3 separate regions of the Homo sapiens genome follow, and all the other regions are linked to region 3. Evidence: chromatin contacts called from ENCODE Hi-C or POLR2A ChIA-PET data. All regions are on one chromosome and are shown on one strand. Each heading gives the region's core, a stretch centred on a gene start or an enhancer-like site at or near the end of the contact. The rest is flanking DNA. Distances are from core to core; before and after follow the strand shown. Region 1 overlaps DGKG (diacylglycerol kinase gamma). Region 2 overlaps DGKG (diacylglycerol kinase gamma). Region 3 overlaps DGKG (diacylglycerol kinase gamma).

Region 1 (3,022 bases), core at 150-2,649, 33 kb after region 3:
GGGATTACAGGCGTGAGCCACCGCGCCTGGCCCCTCAGACACCTTTCAAATGGTTTGGGAAGGGTTCACACTTCAGGTTATTGGCCATTTTACTAGGCATTATCTGAATTACACACCCTGAGAAGGCAACATTCAGGAAGAAGTCCCTCAATCTCTTGCTTCTCTTGAAGTAATAAGAATGTGTTGGTTTGCAGAAAACAGCCCCCAACAAAGTCAATCCCCAGCACTAGTGAAGTTCACATTTTTATTCTATTTTAAAGGGGAAATTACATGCTGTAATAGTTTTGTGAACTTCGAACTATCATGCAAGAGTCTAGTGTATCAATTCTCTCTGTGATCAAACAGAAAACTATGCACTAAGCTGCTGATCTTAGCACTTGGCCAGGTGCTGTCAGTGATGTGAATAGTTTTTAAGAAAATCATGGAGACTTTAGTTAATGGCCTGACTCGCCCAATTACCAAAGAAGCTTGGGTGCTAACTACAGAAACGTGGGATGACCTCTTTCTATCAGGGTTTGAAAAGGCAGGCTTAGCCACATCCAACTACCTCCTAAAATAGGATCATAACTATTTTACCTGCTAGCCCCTAATTTGAGGGTAAGGGACTGATATCTCTTTGACTGGAAATGAGGATATGATTTCATACTTCTTTCGGTTCTATAGTAATAGAATCCACAAAGCTGACCAAAATATTATGTTACCCAGGAGCCCCAGACTCCTACCCTGTCAAGACCTTTGTCAGAACCGCTGAAAAACAAGCAGGAGAGATTTGAGTTTTACTTCCTCTTCCGTGCCCTGGAGGTACTAACTAGCAAATAAATAGCTCAGCTAAAGGGATAAAAAAGAGAAGCAAGGGTCTTGTGTCATCTAAATAAAAAAAAAAAAAAAAAAAAGGCCGGGCGCGGCAGCTGGTGCCTGTAATCCCAGCACTTTGGGAGGCCGACACGGGCGGATCATGAGGTCAGGAGATCGAGACCATCCTGGCCAACATGGTGAAACCCCGTCTCTACTAAAAATAAAAAAATTAGCCAGGCATGGTGATAAGCACCTGTAGTCCCAGCTACTCAGGAGGCTGAGGCAGAAGAATCGCTTGAACCTGGGAGGTGGAGGTTGCAGTGAGCCGAGATTGCATCACTGCACTCCAGCCTGGGTGATAGAGCGAGACTCTGTCTCAAAAATAAAAAAATGTGGGGGAGGGGCTCTACCAGCGGGAAATGTAGGCACCAGCTACCATCCTCTGCTTCCAACAGAGCCATCTCCACTGCCAGCACGTAGGGCTTATCAGTCAGTACTTCCACAGTGTGTTGTACCCTGAACAGGCACTGCACTGGCTCAGAGAGTGCCGTGGTGAATAAGCTGAAGTCCTTCCCCTCATGGGCATGGGAGATCAGGAGTGAGAGAAGGCTGACCACAGGGGAACATGCCACAAACGTGTTCCACAGGGGAACAAAGAATGCTACATTGCATGCCACAGATAAGTGCTGTCCGAGTCTCCAGTCTCCAGCCTATGCCTCGCTTCCGTGCGTCCTGGGATAAACATAATGCCCACAATAAGACACACAGCACAAAATGATGTTGATGCATTCTCGGTTTTCTCCTCTGGTGACTATCAAAAAACAGAGACTCTCTCCCCTTTTAGGTCTCTGGGCTGGTGGAAGCCAACATAAGGATCATTTTCAGCTTTTAGCACCAGGTTATGCTAATTGTCCACAGTGTCTTCTGGTTCTATCCTTCCCTTCCATTTCCTGGAGCCCTTTATTTTTATTTTATTTTTTTGAGATGGAGTCTCTCTCTGTCGCACAGGCTGGAGTGCAGTGGTGCAATCTTGGCTCACCACAACCTCCGCCTCCCGGGTTCAAGTGATTCTCCTACCTCAGCCTCCCACGTAGCTGGGATTACAGGTGCCTGCCACCACCTCCAACTAATTTCTGTATTTTTAGTACAAACGGGGTTTCACCATGTTGGCCAGGCTGGTCTCAAACTCCTGGGCTCAAGTGATCCGCCCATCTCAGCCTCCCGAAGTGCTGGGATTACAGTTCCTGGAGCCCTTTCAATGTAAACCTGGCTTACAGTAGTGCCCTCTTAGCCAGGCACTCACTACCCCAGCTCACCTTGACAACAGCTGTTAAATAATTTCCCTCAAACTCTTTTCTTTTGTGTCATGTTATTCTCCAGCACAGAATGCCATCTCTCATGCTTCCTCATTTCTTCATGTGAACCCAGTCTTTCTGCCTCCCTTTAAAACCCCACACCAGCTGCCCCACCTGTGTCCATGACCACATTTCTCATAGTTTGCCCTGAACTCAACCTGCTCATCTGTGACTTCTCTACCCACTCCCTTTTCATCAACACATTTCCTTTCCTTCCTTCAGATTTTAAAATTCTTTCCTCCTTGTTCCCATCAGACTTTTCTCATTCCATGCCCACCTTGTTTTGGACACCACTTGGTTTAGCCGACATTGATTTAAACTCGTTGATGGTTCTGTGTTCAAGAGTTCTGTTGTTCCCTGCGGTCACACTGTCATTTCCTATAATGTGGTAAAAACCACAAGAATGAGTTCATAGGTTCTGTTTCTTTTGACATCCATCTTTCTCCTTCTCTTTCTCCATAAGACAAGGATTTTACTAACTGTTACTTTCCATTTTACAGTTTACAGTGGGCTTTCATTGACAATCTATTCTTTGATCTTTGTGAGGAAAATAAGACAAATGTTATCCTCCTCATTTACAGTTCAGTAAGCACTGGCTCTGAAGAGTCAATGATTCATCTAAATGTTCACAGCAAAGAAGTGGAAGTGTCTGGACTCAAACCCAGGTCTTTGAATTCTAATTGCTTCCTGTTCCCACTTCATCGTCCTACTCTGAGCATTATCATACTTAATAAATATTGTGGATGGATAATGTAGATTATTAAGGTGGCAAGGCCACACTCAGGTAGGAATTAACTATTTCAAAGCCATGACCTGAGGATAAGGTTGGGAATAAAGGCAAAAATGAGAATACATCAGTGTCTTTCACTTCT
Region 2 (2,956 bases), core at 456-2,955, 57 kb before region 3:
GGCTCAATTAGCCTGTTTATTTCTGAAGCCCAGCACCTGCACCCAAAGTACCAGTATGGGGCCTGAGCGGTGAAGGGGCGTTACACATTCTTCTGCTGGAAAATGAGACCATTGTCGAGGGTGGAAGACCGAGTTTGAGGAGGAAAGACAAGTTCCGTTTCAGGTTTGAGGCTTAGGGTTGGCTCTAGAGATTGACACTTTGGAGCTATCATCATTCAGATGCTGGTAACAGCCACGAGAACTCACGAGATGGCCACGGTGTGGAGTGGGGGCCGCAGGTAGAACCCAGGGTTAGGGAGTTGTGGTCAGAGGATGGAGAGCCCAGGAGCACAGTGCATGACAGCCATCCTAACTGTGAGTGCTGGAGTGCAGGGGGCCGCTAGTGTGGCAAAGGGATGTGCTAATAGGAGGGCAGTGTCCACATGATGTAATAATGACTCTTATTGGCCTTGGAGGGAGTCCTTCGAGTGAAGTGATCAAGAAGCAGAAGCCAGAGTTTAATTTTGTTTTATTATCTAGTAAGCATGTTATCCAGTGCCACTAATTATTTCTATTGGTGTGGATGGTTAAGACTTAATATCTAATAGCATCTACCAATGTCAGGTTTCTGGTTTTGACAATATCCTATAGTTATATAAAATGTTATCATTGGGGGAAGCTGAGTGAACGGGACCTAGGAACTCTATGCTATTTTTGCAACTTAATTGTGAGTCAAAATATTCCAAAATAAAAACTATTTTAAAAAGAACTAGTATGGAAAGTCATTTCCAGAGACTCATGCTCAGCCCCAGACACAGGCTCCTGATCTCTAACTGCTCACAGACTCTCAGTCTCCCCAGAGGGCAAAGGCTTTCCCCTTCACTCACCCCTGAACTATCTATCTGTTCTCAGCGGGTCCGGGCTAGAGTGAAATAGCAAGGACTCCAGAGTCAACTGGCATAGGCTGTAAGAGTATTGGTGGTGCTAGCTCATCCCCCTGGAGGCAGTGTTGAGCCTCTGTTGGCTCCGCGGATGTGACCTGGAGCCCCACCATGCGATAGATAGAGTCCCAGGGTTGGCATGACTCAGCGAGTGCATGCGTGCGTCCCTTCCCTCCGCACTGCACTGTCATGACCACTCACCAAGGATCTGCTTTGTCTCTTTCACTTTCAGGACGCTTCCATTGCACACAGATTCCATGTGATGAGAGAGAAACATCCTGAAAAATTCAACAGCAGGTAAGCTGCAGGCCCGGCTGCGCTGCCACCCACCCAGTGTGGCCCTGGCGGAACAGAGGCCTTTCACCTGCTCTCTGGAAATTTTCCCAGCCAGGGCCGCTGGGGACTTGGCCTTCCTGCCACTTGCCGGAAGGAGGGTTTCCATTTCCAAGAAAAAAAAAAGTGTCAGAAACTTGGCGCAGGCTAACTGCCTGTCCTCTCCCAAAGGATCTGTGCAGAGGGCAGGGCTGGAGGGCAGGAGGTGGGTATGAAGGGCCTGCTTTTGCAGGGGAGGAGGTGGGAGGGCGTCTGCCCTTGTCTAACTGGAACCCCCGTCCTGAGTCTCTGCTGCTTCCAAGTACAGCGCCTCCAACCCCAGCCCCTCATGATTCTTTTGGGGAAGAGCAGGGAGGCTGGAAGAGACCCTAGCTTCTGTCGGTCTCAAATGGGAGGAGGTGGCAGCTCCGGGACTTGGACCAGGAGGACCAGAAGGGTGTCTCCTTTGCCTCCCCCGACAGCAGAGGGCAGCAGCAGAGAGGTACCTGCAAAGGCTGGAGACCCGGAACCCACTAAGTCCCAGCCTCAGCCTGGGCACTCTGTGAAGTCACCAAGTTAGGTTCAAAAATGAAAGGAAAGAGGAAACCAGATCATTTGCAAGAGAAAGCAAACCCTTCTTCCTTGTAGGATGAAATTTGCCAGAACTTAGTTGTGACTGACGTATAGCTACCCCTTTCTCCCTCTTTCCTTCTTTGTCTGTATCTTCTCATTAGTCAATTTTCATTCTTTCTTTCTTTTTCTTTGTTGTACTATTTCAAGATGACCACTATTTCAGACACTGTTCCCACCCCAACCCTAGGTAGGTTGGGAGAAGAATGGATAATGATTTGGACTTTGTTTTTGAGCCTAAAGGTGTTGACTTTTATTTAGCCCACAGAATTGTCTTTTTATTTATTTATTTATTTATTTATTTTTGAGATGGAATCTCACTCTGTCACCCAGGCCAGAGTGCAGTGGCGTGATCTTGTCTCACTGCAACCTCCTCCTCCCAGGTTCAAGCGATTCTCCTGCCTCAGCCTCCTGAGTAGCTGGGACTACAGGCGTGCACCATCATGCCTGGCTAACTTTTGTATTTTTAGTAGAGATGGGGTTTCACTATGTTCACCAGGCTGGTCTCAAACTCCTGACCTCAAGTGACCCGTCCTCCTCGGCCTCCCAAAGTGCTGGGATTACAAGCAAGAATTGTCCTTAAAAGAGAGGTTAGAGTGTTCATTGAAGACATTCATTTAAAGCCCAGGACCCATCATTTTCATCACTGGCCATTTTCATTCCTACTCTTTGTCCTGACCCCACAGCCTGAGAAGTCAACCAAGAAGAAGGAGGTCTTTTTAGAGGTCAGAAACTGAACACTATAGCTTCAGAAAGAGCGATCTGTGGGATCCGATAGCAGCTGAACGAACCTTTTAGGAAGTGCATCCTGCCACAGCATCTTCTTGCTCTCACACACACAGACTATACACACTCACTGCACACTAGGAACACGTGTACTTCCAGCCCCTGATACTATAGTCACAAACTTACAGTTCAGATGATCTCCTCTAACGGTCTTTTGCACTCCCAGATACACACAAACCACTTTTTTAAAAAGTACTCCTCTTCAACCCATTCCTCAGGCTTTTAAGGTCCTCTTTTCACACAAGTATCTTTTTTTTTTTTTTTTCATGGAGTTTCGCTCTGTTGCTCAGCCTGGAGTGCAGTGGCGC
Region 3 (2,758 bases), core at 61-2,560:
TACTAACCTATTTTTGGCACCCCAGTTTTCTTTACTGTAAAAACAATATCTTGTATCAAAGTTTTGATAGGTGGATGGATGGGGTTGAACCAGAACCTTGGTTCTTAAACCAGCTGCTTGTTGAAAATGAAGATTTGTGGACCCCAGCCTAGATCTACCTAATCAATCTCTGTGCTGGTTCCTGGGAATCTCAATTTTAATGAGCTCCCCAGATGACTCTGATGGGCTGCCAGGTTTGAACACCATTGCTACAGGCAAATGCCCTCAGTCTCTCCCATGCCTGGCATTCCATGGCTCTGCGTCTGTGTGCTTTGATGTTCCAGGCTGTTAGTGCTAAGGTGGGATGTGATCCCACCACTAGAAGAAAACAAAACTCCGCTGACATCAAGGCGGGGGTTGGGGAAGTTATTCTCTTGTTTCACACCCGTCTATTTGACAATCAGATTGTTATATTCCAGGCCAGGTCATCAGGAAACATCATCTCCACACCTCTGTCCTTTAAGAGAGGATTCAGGAATTGTTGACCTCTTTTTTTTTTTTTTTTTTTTTGAGGCAGAGTCTCACTCTGTCACCCAGGCTAGAGTGCAGTGGCACATGTTGGCTCACTGCAACCTCCTCCTCCCAGGTTCAAGTGATTCTCATGCCTCAGCCTCCCGAGTAGCTGGGATTACAGGCGTGCACCATCACGCCCGGCTACTTTTTTCTATTTTTAATAGAGATGGGGTTTCTCCATGTTGACCAGGCTGGTCTCAAACTCCTGCCCTCAGGTGATCCACCCGCCTCAGCCTCCCAAAGTGCTGGGATTACAGGTGTGAAGAACCATGCCCGGCCTCTGTTGACCCCTTAAGTCCCCTTTATTTCACACAGTAAACTTTTCAGTGTATAAAGCTGAATAATGTGTTCCTCCTTCCTCCCTTGGCAGGGGAAGTTGTGGGTGCTAACAGAGGGTAGGGGAAGCATTGAAGGTTGTATCAAGTTCCTGCAAATTTTCCTACCCTGGTGCTCCTATCTCAACCCCCGCTCTGGTATCTAGCTCCCTCAGAGCAGAGAAGGGAATGAGCAGAGCTGAATCCCCACCACCACCCTCCCTGCTCCCCACTTCGACTCTCCACCACCCTAGGGCTGGGGGAAGCTCTTGATGAGATCATGTGCTGATCAAGGACAACCTTCATCTTCCTCTTACATGTCTGACCTTACATCTTCCCCTTCTTCAAGCAAGACCAAAGTGTCTGCTGATTGCTTTTGACTATCATGTACAGGAACTCTCTTCCCCAAATCCCCCTTTCTCACCCCTACAATGTGCTTTCAGAGCTAGAAGTGAAACCACTTCCTGTTCTTTAGATGAGGACATCAGCTGATCAGAGTGGGGCACTGACTTCTGGGCTTTGCAGAGATGCCAGCACTGAGCTTTCTTCTTGAAAGGGCTATGATCTCATGTAAGTTGAGTTGTTAATGGGAAAAGCTAAAGAGGCAACGTATTTTAGTGAAAAAGCATTCGCCTGGGAGTCAGAAGACTGGAGTTCCAGTCCAGACTCTGCCTGTCGCTAGTGTGTGACTTGAGGCAAGTCCTTTCCCCTTCTTGGGTCTCAGTTTTCTGTATCTGTAAAATAAGCAAGTCTGACAATTATATTTTAAGATTCCTTACAGTTCCGCAAAATTAAGGCATAGTCAGATTTTGGTCTATGTGGACTCTTTCTTGGACAGAATTATATTCAAATTTCTACCTTCTCTCAGTGTATTTTGTCCCGGGATTTATAGGCTACTGGCTGAGGAGGCAGAGAGCTCTCTCTGCAGCCTCTTCATGTGTTGCGATTCTTAACTCCTTGGCAGTTTCATTGGAGTTGGAGGAGAGGGAGAAATCAGGACACAGTAGGAGGGAATGAGCTTATCATAGGAAATGGAAGAGGAAATGATGATGGGAGGGGTTGCTCTCAAATCTCTCATCAGGCCGGGCGCAGTGGCTCACACCTGTAATCCCAGCACTTTGGGAGGCCGAGGCAGGCGAATCACTTGAGGTCAGGAGTTTGAGACCAGCCTGGCCAAAATGATGAAACCCCATCTCTACTAAAAATACAAAAATTAGCCAGGCATGGTAGCACATGCCTGTAATCCCAGCTACAAGGGAGGCTGAGGCAGGAGAATTGCTTGAACCCAAGGGGCGGAGGTTGCAGTGAGCTGAGATCACACCACTGCACTCCATCAAAGATTAGTCTTTCTCCTGGGAAAAACAATCCGAGTAAGAAGGTCATTCAAGATTAGCATGGAATGGGTTCTATAGAAACATTGGCTGATAAGAAAGCAATAAGGGGTATTGGGAAAAGCCCCATGCTTACAGTTAGATAATCTGGGTTTAAATTTTGCCTTTATGCTTCTAGTTTTATAGATCTTGGGAAATTACCCAACCACCCTAAGTCTCAGCTTCCTCATCTGTAAAACTGGCATAATAATACATGGCTTATTAGGAAGATGATGGATGTGAAAGTGCCTGGAACATAGTATAATAAGCTCAAACCTAAAAAAAAAAAAAGTCCCTACGCCTATAATTCTATTTTGTGTTGGAGAATGCCAGTTGATTCACATTTGAAGTTCTTGTCCTAAGCATTACTATCCACCTGCACTACCACTAAGAAAGAGCAGAGCTCAGCCGGGCATGGTGGCTCACGCCTGTAATCCCAGCACTTTGGGAAGCCGAGGCAGGTGGATCACCTGAAGTTGGGAGTTCGAGACCAGCCTGACCAACATGGAGAAACCCCATCTC

The links. A loop is a pair of places that touch in the nucleus more often than their neighbours do. ChIA-PET counts read pairs that join two places held with the same protein, here RNA polymerase II (POLR2A). Pooled maps may share reads with other maps.
Region 1: a pooled map shows a loop between it and region 3 (4-fold over the local background). The contact joins two enhancer-like sites. A Hi-C loop is called at or near these places in 3 of 168 maps with a recorded cell type or tissue (B cell, heart right ventricle and posterior vena cava), 3 of 37 single-sample maps with no recorded cell type and 9 of 50 pooled maps. POLR2A ChIA-PET finds 5 or more read pairs at or near these places in 3 of 52 experiments (GM10248, activated B cell and activated T-cell).
Region 2: a pooled map shows a loop between it and region 3 (3-fold over the local background). The contact joins two enhancer-like sites. A Hi-C loop is called at or near these places in 2 of 168 maps with a recorded cell type or tissue (endothelial cell of hepatic sinusoid and transverse colon) and 8 of 50 pooled maps. POLR2A ChIA-PET finds 5 or more read pairs at or near these places in 1 of 52 experiments (PC-9).

What each region holds. Positions count from the first base shown.
Region 1 is chr3:186,150,833-186,153,854 of GRCh38, reverse strand. All of the region lies in intron 24 of DGKG (diacylglycerol kinase gamma), which reads left to right. Among named protein-coding and RNA genes, the nearest start is that of ETV5, 43 kb to the right of the region's middle. Within about 2 kb of position 1,399, at least 4 of the 41 ENCODE cell types and tissues checked have a DNase peak (open chromatin) inside an H3K27ac peak, as active enhancers do.
Region 2 is chr3:186,240,765-186,243,720 of GRCh38, reverse strand. It overlaps DGKG (diacylglycerol kinase gamma), which reads left to right. Exons shown (of 25, transcript NM_001346.3): 20 at 1,153-1,217. Among named protein-coding and RNA genes, the nearest start is that of DGKG, 120 kb to the left of the region's middle. RefSeq lists an enhancer at 1,418-1,467. Within about 2 kb of position 1,705, at least 18 of the 41 ENCODE cell types and tissues checked have a DNase peak (open chromatin) inside an H3K27ac peak, as active enhancers do.
Region 3 is chr3:186,183,888-186,186,645 of GRCh38, reverse strand. The region is part of intron 22 of DGKG (diacylglycerol kinase gamma); the gene reads left to right. Among named protein-coding and RNA genes, the nearest start is that of ETV5, 76 kb to the right of the region's middle. Within about 2 kb of position 1,310, at least 5 of the 41 ENCODE cell types and tissues checked have a DNase peak (open chromatin) inside an H3K27ac peak, as active enhancers do.